Regions from separate parts of the Homo sapiens genome. Here region 1 is linked to region 2. A link is an interaction called in ENCODE POLR2A ChIA-PET data of the cell type or tissue named here. Cell type or tissue: GM12878. All regions are shown on one strand. Links, peaks and the distances in the headings refer to the core of each region. The heading gives the core; the rest is flanking DNA.

Region 1 (8,062 bases), core at 1,550-6,549, 62 kb after region 2:
GAGACTACAGGTGTGCACTATCGTGCCTGGCTAATTTTTTGTAGAGATGAAGTCTCACTCTGTGGCCTAGGCTGGCCTCAAACCCCTTCCTCCTGCCTTGGCCTCCTGGAATTACAGGCATGAGCCACCACTCCCAGCTTCACTGTGGTTTTGGTTTGCGTTTCTTTGATGATTAGTGATGTCAAACATTTTTCATATAACTTTTGGCTTTATTTTTATGTCTTCTTTTGAGAAATGTCTATAGAGATCTTTTGCTCATATTTTAATCGAATTTTTTTTTGTTTGCTTTGGAAGTAAGAGTTTTGAATGAAGGGTAAAATGTGTCCTTAAACATGACAGACTTGATGCTGGGGAAGTAACTTTCACAGAAACAATTGAAGATAGTCAATAAAATTGCATTTATATCTTGGCAAAAAGGTAAGAAATTCTCAGGTCAGGGGATGAACAGGTAGGGAATTCAAAAATAAGTACTTGATAATTATTGAACATTGGGTTTTATATCTTCATAGGATAAAAGAAAAGATCAAGGCAGCCCAAGATAGTCAAGTGGGAAACCAAATCCCTGTCACTCTTTTATAAAACAAATCCACAAAGCCCAAAATTCATTCTTTGAAAACACCAAGAAAGTCAGCTGGTCTTTGGTGAGACTAAAAGAAAAAAGAAAAATGGCACAATGAACAATATTTATTTTAGAATGATAGAGGGTTCACAACTACTAGTCTTGTAGGTGCTAGAAAGATATAAAGATATCTTTGCCAGCACATTTGAAAATTTAGACTAAATGACCAAATGCCAGGAAAAATTGAACTTAGCAAAGCCAGCTAAATATGAAAAAGAAAACCTGAGAAAAATGAGGCAGTAATAAAAATTTTTCCTACAAATTTCAAGCCCAGAGATTTATATTGGTAACTTTTGGCAAATATACAAGGAGCAAATAATTTCAATCTTACAGACACAATTTGGAAATATAAAAGAGAGGGAACAATCACTCAACAACATATTTAATAAGGTTCACATAACTTTATATCAAAACTTTACAAGTTAATACAGGAAAAGAAAAGCTTAGGCCTGTCTCAATCCTGAACATGTAGAAAAATTCCTAAACATAATCAGACCAATCCAAAATTAGTGTACACAAAAAAGAAAAATGTGCATGAGCAAGTTTTATTCCAAGAGTTCAAGGTTGGCTTAACAGTAGAAAACTACTGTAATCCTGGCTAGGCGTGGTTAATTTTTTGTAGAGATGGAGTCCCAGCACTTTGGGAGGCCAAGGCAGGTGGATCACTTGAAGTCAGGAGTTCAAGACCAGCCTGGCCAACGTGGCAAAACCCCGTCTCTACTAAAAACACAAAAATTAACCAGACGTGGTGGTGCATACCTGTAATCTCAGCTACTTGGGAAGCTGAGGCAGGAGAATTGCTTGAACTGGGGAGATGGAGGTTGCAGTGAGCTGAGATCACTCCACTGCACTCCAGCCTGGGCAACAGGGCAAGACTCCATCTCAAAAAAAAAAAAAAAAAAGAAAACTAATTACTATAATCCATCACAGTAAAAGATGATAGAAGAAAAGTTAAGTGTTCATCTCAAGAAATGCAGAAAATTTAACATTCATTTATAATTTTCAAAAATTCTTAACTACCTAGCAATACAAGGGAATTTCCTTAACTTAATAAAGGGTATCTATTAAAAATTACACTACTTGTAGATAAAACTTATAAAGGATTCTTTTTAAAGATAGGAATAAAATAGAATGCATGCTATCACCATGTCTGTACAGCGTTGTAGTAGTCATTCTAGATTATGCAGCATGGCAAGTGAAAGAAGTGAATATTATAAGAATTACAAGAAAAGAAAGAAAACTACCATATTTGTCTATATAGTAAACTTCAAAATCTGTCAGTAAGAGCATTTAAGAAGACTGCTAGATACAGATTCAATTTCCGTAATCTGCACTGAACAGAAAATTTACATTTTTTGTAAAAACGATACTGTTTACTAGAAAATTAAGCATATAAAGTACCTAGGAATAAATATTATTAGGATGTTTAACATTTTAATGAGAAAAATTATTAAACTTTATGAAAGATATTAAAGTTCTAAAAATATATCTAGTTCATTACGTGTTCTAGAACAGTACCTGGCATATGATAAAATCTAAATATTTTTGCAGAAGTTCAAGAATAGCTAAGATGCTCTTGAAGAGAACAAGCTGAGACTTATTAGATATCAAGCCTTATAAAGTGATAATAATTAAGATAATGAATGTAGTATTGGTACAGGACTAGGCAAAAGAGTGGATCATAATAGAAAGTGCAGAAATATCCATGCTTGTGAGTATACTTGATATATATCAAAGGTTAAGATAGAATAGATTTTTAAATAAATGGTACTGCACATTGGCTATCCATATGGGGAAAAATGAAATCAGACCCCTGCCTCATACCATATACAAAAATGAATTCCAGATGGATTAAGGACTAAACATGAAAAGCAATACTTTAAAACTCTTACAAAGTTTATCAATCAGATATTGTATAACGAACAACCACAAAATATCAGTAGCATATTGTGATGGTTAACTTTATATGTTGACTTGACTGGCTACGGGGTGCCCGGATACTTGCTCCGACAGTATTCTGGGTGTTTCTGTGAGGGTATTTGGGGATGAGACTAACATTTAAGTCAGCAAAATTGAGTATAGTGGATTGCCCTCCCTGATGTGGGTGGGCCTTATCCAGTCAGTTAAAGGCCTGAGTAGAACAAAACTCTGATCTTTCCCAAGTGAGAGAGAATTCCCTCTGCCTGACTGCCTTCGAACTGGGACATTAGCTTTTCCTTGCATTCATTCAGACTCAGACTGAAACCCTGGCTCTTCCTGGGTCTGGAGCCTGCTCGCCTTCAGACTGGAGCTATACCATTGGCTCTCCTGGCTTTTCAAGCCTTTGGATTTGGGTTGGAACTATGCCACTGGCTTTCCTGGGTCTCCAGCTTGCCAGTTCACCCTATAGATCTTGTGATTCATGAGCCAGTTTCTTATAATAAGTCTTTATTTACACATATACACTCTGTTTCTCTGGAGAATTCTGACTAAGGTACAGACAATACCAAGCATTTATTTCTCGTTCACATACATGGAGGGTGAGCATGGTTGGCTCTGAGTTTTTTTGCAGAAATTGACAAGCTGATTCTCAAATTCACATGGAAATAAAAAGGAGCCAGAATAGCCAAAAACATCTTGAAAAAGACAACAGCTCAGATTTTCATAGAGATTATGTTGAACCTGTAGATCAGTATAGATTATGGTTCTTATCCATTACTGATTTTATGTTATAAAAACATAGCTTGGTGTATTATTTGTACCCAGTTTTAGATAAAATTTTACATGAATTAAACTGATAAAATGGAATCAATGGTATATGTTCATGTAAAGCTTGCAGATATGCAAATACATATCCCAGTATATTACATAGCAATATATTCTCTTTTTTGTTTGTTTGTTTGTTTAGTAGAGACAGGGTTTTGCCATGTTGGCCAGGCTAGTCTCGAACTCCTGACCTCAGGTGATCCACCGGCCTTGGCCTCCCAAAGTGCTGAGATTACAGGCACGAGCCACAGCGCCCGGCCGTAACAATATATTCTTATGGCAACTGGGACTGTGAGGATGCTGTTAGCTGAAGACATTTAACTTGCTCACTTCTGGAAGGATAAAAAAATTCAGGTGCCAAAAAAACTAAATGCATTTGCTTACTATCATTGTTTAACAGCTGTTACCAATCAACGTGGAAACTTTGTTTAGGTAGGAAGCACTAATTTCCAAGGGTCAGTGAAACAACTTTGATTTGTCATGCTGATTTTTGACTCTAGGTTTCTCTGTTTTAGTATCACACAAATGGGGTTTATGTAGGAGTCAATGAATGGCAAATGCCCCACCTCTACCTGCCCTACCTTCTACTTCTGAAAAGACTGGTTATTACCAAGATTATTTCTTGGCAATTAACAACCTAACATAAAGTCTTGTAATTGATGCAGTTGGCTGTTTGATTACATTTGCTTCTGAATTAAAATGAACAAGTTTATTTAAATAATTCTGATTTGGTAGCCACCTGGAATAAGTGGAAATTACTGATAAAGTACTTACCTTGCTCTCTTAGTTTCTTTTCCTTATGTTTTAGCATTTTGTCTGTCTTCTCTGGTGGCTTTTTGTTTGTTGTTTTTCAGGTCTGTTGCTGTCAAGGCTTTTTTTTTTTCCCCATGTCATTTTTAAAGCATTCTGTCTCCTTTCTATCTGGTATGTACACACACACACACACACACACACACACACACACACACACACACACATAACTATATAGGTATATAGGGATATATTTCCTTCCTGCCTATATAATATATAGTATATATATAATATATATATATACACTGCCTATGTAGTATATAGGTATATATATGCCTGTATAGTTATATAGGTATATAGGGTTATATTTCCTTCCTGCCTTCCTTAAAAAAGAAACCCTACCTACCTGGATTTAGAGCAAGAAATTGTCTGATTGAATTCTAGCAGTTTCTTTAAAAAGAAATTCTTCTTAATGATGTAAATAGGAAAATTTTAGTTTAGAGGACTAAAAATTATTCGTCTATGTATACAGGAAATCTGTTATTTGCCAAGTTTATGTCTTTTATTTCCTAAAATCGTTCTGTATATTTTTTTATATTTGTATTGTATTATTTCCATGGAAATTTCTGGGTCATTTCCAAAGAACTTCCTTAAAAGGTATTGTCTGTGGCAGCGTGCGACTTCTTAAACTGATAACTTGTATGCCCTTGCATGTATTAAGTTCTTTCTGACCTAAGCTGAAAAGAATTATACTGTAGGGATGTTATTATCTGCTATATTGATTCTTGATATATACACACACATAACTGATCCAGAAAGAGTACAGAATTTTCAATGTGTTCCTGCGTCTCTTCAATTTTCTGGACCCAGGAGTTGCGTGTTACCCAGGTCCTCTGACTCTGATTGATCAAGACACTCTGTTGTTCTCTTTCCCATATTTATGATAGGTGGAGGAGTTACTGATGGCCATGGAGAAGGTAAAGCAGGAACTAGAATCCATGAAAGCAAAGCTGTCCTCCACCCAGCAGTCTCTGGCAGAAAAGGAAACTCACTTGACTAATCTTCGGGCAGAGAGAAGGAAACACTTAGAGGAAGTTCTGGAGATGAAGTAAGTGTTTGTAGTCTTATTCTTCAAGCATATGCTTAGTGGAAATACTTTTTCTCCCTGCATTCATCTTCTGGCTCTGTGTTTTACCCCAATACACTTACTTAATTTTAGTGCTAACTTGTATTTCTCACTCTCTAGAATAAATTTGGTCAAAGGTGGAACAAATCCTGATCAAATAGAAATATTTTTGGTTCCTCTTTAATGATTTTTAAATCCTCTGGCTTATACATATCTGTGTGTAATTACCTCTCTGAAATTCCTAAAATCTTCTGGAAAGTTCAGGCAAAATGGCGAGCTTACTGGGGAAGAGGGCTGTTGGTTCTGAGGTTGTATGAAGACTAGGCAATTTTTAAACACATTTTTTATTGTAAACATTTCCAAAGGTACACACAGGTAGAGAGAATGAACCCCCATATACCTGTCTCCAAGATTCAGTAGTTACCATTTTGCCACACTGGAAGCCAATTTTTAGAAAATTGTCACTTTTAGCAGAGCTTTGCTATACACATTTTCCTGCTTCCCCCACATTTTGTAGGTTGCTGAGACCATAATCTGTTGTGAAGCATGTATACATCTGCTAATACATAGTAGATGTTTCTTTTACTTCTCAGTGACCTTCTGTTTAAAACAAACATGTGTCTTTTGAAAATCCAGTTGTACCCTCTCATTTACCATTCCTAATCCTTCCCCTTACCTAAAGACCCTACTGCTATTTTACTGAAACCAGGTCTATCCTGGGATCCCTCAGTTACCCTCAGTTACCCTCGTTCTGTGAGCAGTTATCTTTATTTTTGTTGTCTTCTTTTCTGTCTCAGAGAATAGGTTTTTTTCTCCTTCATAAGGCCAGATTCTTCTTTCTGTCACAGATTTCAAGTCCCCGCCTCAGCAGCCTTTCACTGTCAGTTCTTTCTCACGTGACCCTTGCTCACTTCTTCTCTGCATAAATGCACAGTCTGTCTTTGGCCTAAAATAAAATTTTTTCACTCCAACTAGTGCTTTAAACTGACATCAGTTTACTTTTCTGCTACTTTGAACTATCAGTAAACTTTGAATACCTGAATAATAGAGCTGTACAGAATCTTGCCATAATACCTTAGCATGAATTCTCATGGGACATGATGATTGTGATATTGTGACTGCAACCCAAGAATGTTGAGGTGTCCTCTGTGCTTTCACGTTCTTGGGCTATAGTGCAAGGCTACGAGATTCTGTCCTTTTAGAAAAGCATTATGAGTGATATGTCTTGGAAGTAATGTGTAAGTGAAGCCGGAAGTGGATTGGCATAGGGGGAGAATTAAGAGAGGTTAGAGTTCCGAGTAGCATCATCAGAAAAAAGCTTGCAGGTTTAAGTAGAGAAAGGAAAGTCCTCCCTGTGACTGTTGGCAATGACACTAGATTCTTCACTCTGTAGTCACTGCAGGACCCACCATATTTTAAAGGTTTAAATTATTCAATTATTGATCATTGAACAAGTGAAAAGATTTAGTCTACCTAGAGAACTTGAGAGGCAGAAATATGAGGGGAATGAAGTGTGCAGGGAGACTGAAACATGCGTATGTGTGACTCTGGAGCTAGAATAAGACAGAGTCTTCCCTCAGGAAAAGGTAGTTGGCCCATTTGCATAGAAAATTCTTCAGCAAAGCACTAGAATAGCTTTGTTTTCTGGAATAATCCTGACTTCATCAAGCCAAGAGAAATGATTTAATAGCTATTTTCCATTCCTAGCATATATTAATGTAATTTTTGAGCGTCTGTTACAGATAAATGGTGACCGTAAGTTTGGGGAGACGTAAAACGGTTCACTTGGTAGCCTGCCAGTGGTGCATTGGAAACATTTGCGTTGGTTATAGCCAGCCCTGGAGAGGAGGAACGTTTTAATTGGCAGATCCCACAATGGGTCTTCTCTTCCTTATGCTGTGGTTTTGTTAACCATTACTTTTTTATTCCACTTTTATGTTAGCGTTTTTCCCTTAAGAAAGAAAGGATAAAAGGGAGCAGGGGAAAAATAATAAAATAACAACTGTAATAACTGTAATAAATTTTAAGTATCAGTTGAGGTCATGAGGTTCACTGTTAAGAATTCTAGATGAACTAGTTCATTCGACACTGCCCTGCATTCAAACTCCTCCTGCAGGCCCACCCTACATTAGCATTCAGAATAAATTTTACAAGTCCATTTTTTATTTTTAATAAAATTTTTATTAAGCTGTGAATTTGACTGCCCTGACAACTGGTTTGTTCAGGGAAGGGGTGGCAGAGCTCTTTGGTTTCATTGAGAGTTTAGAGCTATTCAATAGGTAGCCTCCTATATGCAGGCAGTTAGTTGTAAGTCATTCAAAGAATGAAACCAACGAGTAGAAGTTAAATCACTATACTCATTGGGAGCTTAAAAAATAAATAAATATGATTTAAAAGATGATGTCAACACAGGTGAAAAAGGAAAAATATTAGAATCTCCTGAACTGACTAGACAGACATGTTTAGAAGACTGGTCTTCTCTGGAAACAAGTAAAGCTGGCAGAGAAATCCAAATATCTCTGTGTTAAATTATATACTCATGAGATGCTTTCTGGCCAAAAAAAGGTCTCCCACAAACAGAGAATAAATTTTCATATGTACCTAAGAAGAGTCCAGTACTAAATTCTGACATTTAAAAAATTATTGACTGTTAGGAGAGAAAAGTAGAGTACAATTGTGATTAAGAGAGCTGTTAACAGGCCGGGCACGGTGGTTCACACCTGTAATCCCAACACTTTGGGAGGCCGAGGCGGGTGGATCACCTGAGGTCAGGAGTTCTAGACCAGCCTGGCCAACATGGTGAAACCCCGTCTCTACTGAAA
Region 2 (8,062 bases), core at 2,078-7,077:
TTGGCAGATACGGGGTTTTGAGGCTGGTCTCAAACTCCTGATCTCAAGTGATCCACCCATCTTGTCCCCCCAAAGTGCTGGGATTACAGGCGTGAGCCACCACACCTGGCCCATATTCTCTATATGTAACATTTTATAAATATTATAGATGTTTATATGTAATATACACAGTGCTTTAGCAATGTCATTTTATTTTTAATTATTGTCTATTTAAGCCCTAGCTTAAGCTTCTCTTCTTGAGTGAAAACACAAATACCTTAGTGAAATTTGATTGATAATATTTTTTTTAATTTGACAATAGAAGCATCCTATTTTTTCTTAAATTTGTGTGGGAGATTTTATGGTATAGTAACGTATAACACTAACTATATGTAACTTCCTTTTTGGTAAAGCAAAACAGCCAGTAGAATTGTAGCCTCTGGCAAATGTTGTTAGTTTCTTAATAGGAAGGAGTAAGTTAAAGACAGATAATAAAAATTCCTTTACCAATTAATTTTGCTAGGTGTTTAAGATACAAGGAAGATATTTATTTTTTAGTAATTCCATTGTTTTAGAGCTTCAAACAAACTGTATTTTCCCTCAGAGTTTTGTTTTGGGTGGATTTGTCAGTAGGGTATGATTAGTTTCCTTTTTACGCATTTGTTCAACAAATGTTTAATGAGCACCTATAAACCACAAGGAACTGTACTAGGAATTGTGGATTTTGAAAATATATCAGAGGAGGACTTTAACCTCTAGGAAGGCATGTTCATAAAGTACAGTAAAACAGGTATGTAGACTCCCTCCCTAATGTGGAGAACAAGTCAACATGTCATAAGATAGATTCAGTTAAAGTGGTATGGGAGTTAGGAGCATCCATAATAGTTGTGATCTAATAGATTTACCTAAATTTGAGTTTGGATTTTAAGAGACAGAGGCTTAGAGCAGCAATAACAAAGTAAATATGGGCAAAGCCTGCCTGGCATAGTCTGCATTGACTGTTGTTTCTTAACATTGTGCATTTAGTGTGTATTCATATCCCCTGGGAACCTCGTTAAAGTGCAGATTCTGATTTAATAGGTCTGGCGTCAACCTGAGATTGGGTGTTTCTACCAAACACTAAGGTGATATTCATGATATAAGTTCATGGATCACACTTTAGATAGCAAGATGGTGGACCACATTTTGTAAAACTTCTGGTGGCAGAGACAAGTAAAAATTCAACTACTATTTTCTTTCCCATCTTCGTTTTTCTGTCTTCTTACACTTTTGTTTGCTTACATCTGTGTGCTGGTGGAGAGAGTTAAATCTTTTATTCATCATTTCACTGTTTATTATAATAGTTGGGAGCTTAGCAATTGTGAATCTAATTTTAAAGCATTAATTTATTTATGAATTGCTCTAATTTGTCCTCTTCCTGCTTGAAGAATGGTAAAACATCTATGTTCACTATGAATTAAATTCAGATTAGTTCAGGCAAAACAGCAGTTGAGAGAGTTTTAATAAATTTACTAAACCATTAAATCCATGGCACCTCACGATAGGAATTTACTAACATCTGGGTTTTCTTGAGAATTTAGATTCAAATCAAACTAGATGTTAATCTACTTATAAGGAAAAAGAAGGAAATTCCTCATTTCACAAGTTCTGTTATGTCTCAGAATGTTTTTTCCTAAATATACATTCCAGAAATACCCTCCTTTTACTCTTTTAACTTATATTTAGATGATACTCCCTCTTATATCTCTTCCCAGAGAAACAGTATTGAAAAGGATAATAATGAGGCAAGAAAATCATTGTGTGTTTTCATCTTTTCCAGTTAATTCATGAATTCAGAACTATGCATACATTCATAAAACCATGTGCATGCACACACACACGTACACAGACAGACACGCATACACAGGACGAGAAGGTGGGGGTAGGCAAGAGATTGATTTAATTGTCTCACAATTTTCTATACTTTTCTTGGTTGCCTATCATAGATAAAACCATTTTATCTTGATAGTCATCCTTTAGCCTATAGAGTGAAGGTGAAGAAATAATAGTGGTGAAACTAAAGATAGGAGATTTAAAATATGAAAAGAAAATGGATTAAGAAAATCAAAGACCAAAAACTTAAAAGAATCAAAGACCAAAAAAATGTGCCATACTGTACTACTTTGTATATCTAGTCTGATATAGGCAAACAACCTATTTTGAGATACAACCATATCTCTTTTTAGAAACAACTTTTAAAGAAAATTTTAAAATATTTTATGTCTGAAGTAGAAAATTTAGAAACTGTAAAAAAATGATAAAAAAGAAAAAAAAATAGGCTGGGCGCTGTAGCTCACTCCTGTGATCCCAGCACTTTGGGAGGCTGAGGCTGGAGGATTGCTTAAGCCCAGGAGTTTGAGACCAGCCTGGGCAACATAGTGAGACCTCATCTCTACAAAAAATAAACAGCAATAACAAAATTAGCCAGGCATGGTGGCATACGTCTATAGTCCCGGCTACTTGGGAGGCTGACATAGGACGATCATTTGAGCCTGGGAAATGAGCTATGATTGTGCCACTGCAGTTTAGCCTAGGTGAGTAAGTGAGACCTTGTCTAAAAAGAAAGAAAGAAAGAAAAGAAAAGAAAATGAATTTTCAAAAAACAAAAAGAAAAAAACATGCTTAATTTGTCCATCTTAATATTCTTCATTATATGTGTGTATATACATACATTTGGGATCATGCTCTGTATTCCTTAGTTAGCATTTTATTATGTCTTTTTGGAGTTGATGGAGGTAGTCATTAGTATGTCTGTGAGCCAGGTGGAATGCTCACACCTGTAATCTCAGCAACTCAGGAGTCTGAGACGAGAGGATCACTTGGGGCCAGGAGTTCAAGACCAGCCTGGGCAACATAGCAAGGTGCTGTCTCTACAAAAATTAGCTGAGCATGGTGATGTGTGCCTATAGTCCCAGCTACTTGGGAGGCTGAGGCAGGAGGATCAATTGAGCCCAGGAGTTCAAGGCTGTAGTGAGCTATGATCACGCCACTCTACTACAGCCAGGACAACAAAATGAGGCTGTCTCTTACACACACACACACACACACACACACACACACACACACACACACGGAGTGGTTGATTGGATAGGATGAGGGTAATGAATTTCTTGAATTGTTTTTTCTGAAACACGACTAAAAACACCATAACCTAGTTTTATGATTTGTAGGTAAAGTAGGATTTTTAAAATCACTTACTCTTCGATATAATTGTGATGGAAAGTGCTGAGGAATGAAATTGGCTTTGATTGGATTAAATATCTACCTTCTAACCAAAACATAGTCTAGTAGTTTTAATTCAGTTATTTATTCCACATGTCATAATGCCCCAAATAACCAGGCTACTGCTATTGGCATTAAAGGTTGCCAGCACCATCTGGAATAATTCACAAATGCAAGGTGAAAGGAATTTCTGCACCATTTAAATTTTTTTCTCTCTCTTAAAACAGAGCAAAATTTTTGCATCTAGTAAATGAATGTTAGGAGGAACTTAATTTTGAGAAAAAGCAATTTGATTCATAAAAACAGAATTTTTCTCCATTTGTTTGTCTTCTCTAATGCCAGGAGCCAGTCTGCTTTTTCCATTAGTTAATATAATTGATATCAGATTGTTAAAATGAGAAATAAAAAATTATAGAGTAAGGAGAATAAATATAAACATTATTTTTCTTTTTATTTCCTCTAGTGATAACTGATTTTATTATATTGTCTGTGGCTGAATTCTTCTGTAGATATTGAAGATGGCCAAAAATGGAGATCTAAAATGTAACTTCTTAGTGTGCATTTTCAATGGAGAATGAATTATCTCATCATCTGTGTCATTAATTCATGATTTTATCTTGAATAATTTTTCCCAGCTTTATTGAGCTATAAATTGATAAAATAGCATGCATTTAAGTACGGTGTACCACATGATCTGATACATGTATACATTGTGAAGGATTAGCACAATCAAGCTAATTAACACCTTTATCACCTCACATAGTTACCACTTGTTGTGTGTGTTGTTAGAACCCTTAAGATCTGCTCTTAGCAAATTTCAAGTGCGCCGAACAGTATTATTAATTATAGTCTACCATGCTGTACACTGGATCTTCAGAACTTACTCATCTTCTGTAACTGAAAGTTTATGCCCTTTGACAAACATCTTCCACGATCTCCCCCTTTCCCAACCCTCTAGAAACCACCGTTCTACTTTCTCTGAGTTCTGTGAATTTGATGTTTTTAGGTTCATTCATATCACAAGTGGCAGTATTTCCCTTTTGTTCTTGTTTCGAAACAGTCTCACTCTGTCACCCAGGCTGGAGTGCAGTGGCGTAGTCTCGGCTCACTGCAGCCTCCACCTCCTGAGCTCAAGCAATTTTTCTGCCTCAGCCTCTTGAGTAGCTGGGATTACAGGTGTGTACCACCAGGCCTGGCTAATTTTTCTGTTTTTAGTAGAGATGGGGTTGCGCCATGTTGGCCAGGCTGGCCTCAAACTTCTGGCCTCAAGTGATCCACCTGCCTCGGCCTCCCAAAGTGTTGGGATTACAGGCGTGAGCCACTGTGCCTGGCCTCCTTTTTGTTTTATGGCTGATAAATATTCCATTTGATTATATATGCCACATTTTCTTTATCCATTCATCTGATGCACACTTATGTTGTTTCACATTTTGGCTATCGTGACTAATACTGCAGTGATATGGGAGTGCAGATCCTGATTTCAGTTGTTTTTGATGTGTAGCAGAAGTGACATTGCTGAGTCATATGGTAGTTCTGTTTCTAATGTTTAGAGGAACCTTCTTACCGTTTTCCATAATGGCTGTGCCAGTTTACACTCCCACCAACAGTGTACCAGGATTCTCTTTTCTCCACATCCTTGCCAATACTTGTTATCTTTTGTCTTTTTCATAGTATCCATTCTAACTGGTATGAGGTGATATCTCATTGTGGTTTTGATTTGCATCTTCCTGTGATGTTGAGCGTATTTTCACATTTAGCTATCCTTTGGCCTGTTGAGCATTTTTCCATATACCTGGTGACCATTTGGCCATTTAAAGTCTTCTTTCGAGAAATGTCTATTCAGATCCTTTGCCCATTTTAAAATCAGGTTGTTTTCTTGCTATTGAGTTATCTAGACATTTTGAATATTAACTCCTTATCAGATAGGTTTGCAAGCATTTTTTCCCATTCTTTAAGTTGTCTCTTTACTCTGTTGATTGCTTGCATTGCTGTGCAGAAGCCTTTTAGTTTGACGCAGTCCCATTTGTCTATTCTTGCTTTTGTTGCCTGTGCTTTTGGGGTCATGTCCAAAAAATCATTGTGCAGACCCACATCAGGAAGTTTTCTTTCCCCAGTGTTTTCTTCTACTAGTTTTAAAGTTTTAGGTCTTATGTTTAAGTCTAATCCATTTTGAGTCAATTTCTGTGTATGGTCAGGGATAAGGGTCCAATTTCATTCTCCTGCATGTAGATATCCAGTTTCCCCAACACCATTTATTGAAGAGATTATACTTTCCCCAATGTGTGTTCTTGGCATCTTTATCAAAGACCAATTAACTGTAAATGCATGCATTTATTTCTGGGTTTTCTATTCTGTTCCATTGGTATAGATGTCTGTTTTCATGCTGGTACCATAGTGTTTAGATTTGTAACATAGTTTGAAATCCGAAAGTGTGATGACTCCAGCTTTGTTCTTCTTACTCACAATTGGCTATTCACGGTCTTTTATGGTTCCATACGAAGTTTAGGATTCTTTTTTCTGTTTTTGTGAAACAATGCCATTGGTATTTTGATAGAGGCTGCATTGAATCCATAGATTGCTTTGAGTAGTATGGACATTTTAACAACATTAATTGTTTCAATTCATGAACAGATTATCTTTCCATTTGTATGTATCTTTTTCAATTCCTTTGTCTTCTAGTTTTTAGTGTACAAATCTTTCAGCCAGTTGTATACAAAAATATACAACTAATTTTTGTATATTTTATATTCTGCAACTTTACTGAACTTACTATAATAGTTTTTAACAATTTTTTTATGCAGGCTTTAGGGTTTTCTATGTATGAGGTCATGTCATTTGCAAATAGAGACAGTTTATCTTGTATTTTCCAGTTTGTGTGCCATTTAGTTCTTTTTCTTGCCTAATTGACTAGGACTTCGAATATTCTGTTGAAGAGGTGGTGAGAGTGGACTCCCTTTTCTTGTTCCTGATGTTAGGGGAAAAGCTTTCAACTTTTCACCGTTAGATTTATCGGCTGTGGGCTAATCATATATGGCCTTTATTGTTGTGTTGAGGTACATTCCTTCTTTACCTAATTTATTGAGAGTCTTTATCATGAAAGGATATTTAATTTTGTCAAATACTTTTTCAGATGATTGTGTGATTTTTATCGTTCATTCTGTTAGTGTGGTGTATGACGTTTATTAATTTGTGTATTTTGAACTATCCTTGCAAATAACCACTTGATTATAGTGAATGGTCCTTTTAATGTGCTGTTGAATTCAGTTTCCTAGTATTTTGTTGAAAGTTTTGCGTCTAGTTTCATCAGTACTATTGACCTGTAATTTTCTTTTCTTATAGTATCCTTATCTGGCCTTGGTATAAGGGCAATACTGGCCTTTTAAAATGAGTTTGGAAGTGTTCCTGCCTCTTTAATTCTTTGGATGAATTTGAGAAGAATTGGTACTAGCTTGTGCTTAAGTGTTTGGTGGAAATCAGCTATGAAGCCATCTGGTCCTCAGCTTTTCTTTGTTGGGAGGTTTTTGACTACTGCTTTAGTCTTCTTTCTTGTTATTGGTCTGTTCAGCTATTAATATGTCTTCACTTGTCCAGGTACAGTGTGTAATCCCAGCATTTTGGGAGGCCAAGGTGGGAGGATCACTTGAGACCAGGAGTTGGAGACCAAACTGGGTAACATAGCAAGACTGGTCTCTACAAAAAAATAAAAAATTAACTAGTTGCAGCGGTGCATGCCTGTGGTTGCAGCAACTTGAGAGGCTGAGGCAGGAGGATCCTTTGACCCCAGAATTTTGATGAACTATGATGGTGTCACTGTGCCCCAGCCTGGACAACAAAGCAAGAATGAATCTCTTTTAAAAAAAAAGTCTTCAATTTTGTTGTTGTTGTTGTTTTAATGATTCAGTCTTTAGGGTATATGTTTCTAGAAATTTATTCATTTCTTCTAGGTTATCCAAGTTGTTGGTGTATTAATTTTCATAATATTCTCCTTGTACTCCTGTGGATCAGTTGTAATGTCTTCTCTTTCATGTCTGATTTTCTTTATTTGAATTCTCTTTCTCAGTTATTCTAGCTCAAAGCTTGTCAATTTTGATTATCTTTTGACAAACAACTATTATGTTGATTTTTTAGAATTTTCTTTCTGGTCTCCCATTTATTTCTTTATTATTTCCTTACTTTAGCTAACTTTGGGCTTAGGTTGTTCTTTTTTCTATTTTTTTGAGGTGTAAGGTTAAGTTGTTTGAGATCTTTATTTTCTTAAAGTTTATTGCCATAAACTTGTCTCTTTGAACTGCTTTGCTGTATTCTGTAGGTTTTAGAATGCTGTGTTTTCATTTTATTTGCCTGAAGATACTTTTTGACTCTTTTTTTTTTTTTTTTTTTTGAGTTGGAGTCTCACTGTGTCACCCAGGCTAGAGTGCAATGGCACAATCTTGGCTCACTGCAACCACCGCCTCCCGGGTTCAAGCGATTCTCCTGCCTCAGCCTCCTGAGTAGCTGGGATTACAGGCATGTGCCACCACGCCTGGCTAATTCTTAATACAGATGGGGTTTCACCATGTTGGCCAGGCTAGTCTCAAACCCCTGACCTCAAGTGATCCGCCCACCTCAGTCTCCCAAAGTGCTGGGATTAAAGGCGTGAGCCACCGCGCTTGGCCTGACTTTTTGACTCTCCTTTTGATTTCTTCTTTGACCCATTGGTTTTGTCAGGAGTATATTGTTTACTTTCCATGTATTTGTGAATTTTTAAATTTCCCTCCTATTATTGATTTCTAATTTTATACCATTGTAGTTGAAAAACATGCTTGATATGATTTTAACATAG

What was found. ChIA-PET counts read pairs that join two places held together with the same protein. Peaks named below come from ENCODE experiments on the same cell type or tissue, not always from the same donor. Only the 100,000 strongest peaks of a DNase experiment are listed, where the experiment ranks them.
Region 1: POLR2A ChIA-PET joins it to region 2 with 5 read pairs; 3 of 35 experiments call an interaction of 5 or more read pairs at or near these places.

The regions. Positions count from the first base shown.
Region 1 is chr12:1,284,791-1,292,852 of GRCh38, forward strand. It overlaps ERC1 (ELKS/RAB6-interacting/CAST family member 1), which reads left to right. Exons shown (of 19, transcript NM_178040.4): 15 at 5,062-5,222. Among named protein-coding and RNA genes, the nearest start is that of LINC00942, 210 kb to the right of the region's middle. In GM12878, for the core only: no CTCF peak of the experiment used is centred there; no DNase peak of the experiment used is centred there.
Region 2 is chr12:1,222,404-1,230,465 of GRCh38, forward strand. All of the region lies in intron 12 of ERC1 (ELKS/RAB6-interacting/CAST family member 1), which reads left to right. Among named protein-coding and RNA genes, the nearest start is that of ERC1, 240 kb to the left of the region's middle. In GM12878, for the core only: no CTCF peak of the experiment used is centred there; a DNase peak (open chromatin) is centred at 4,225.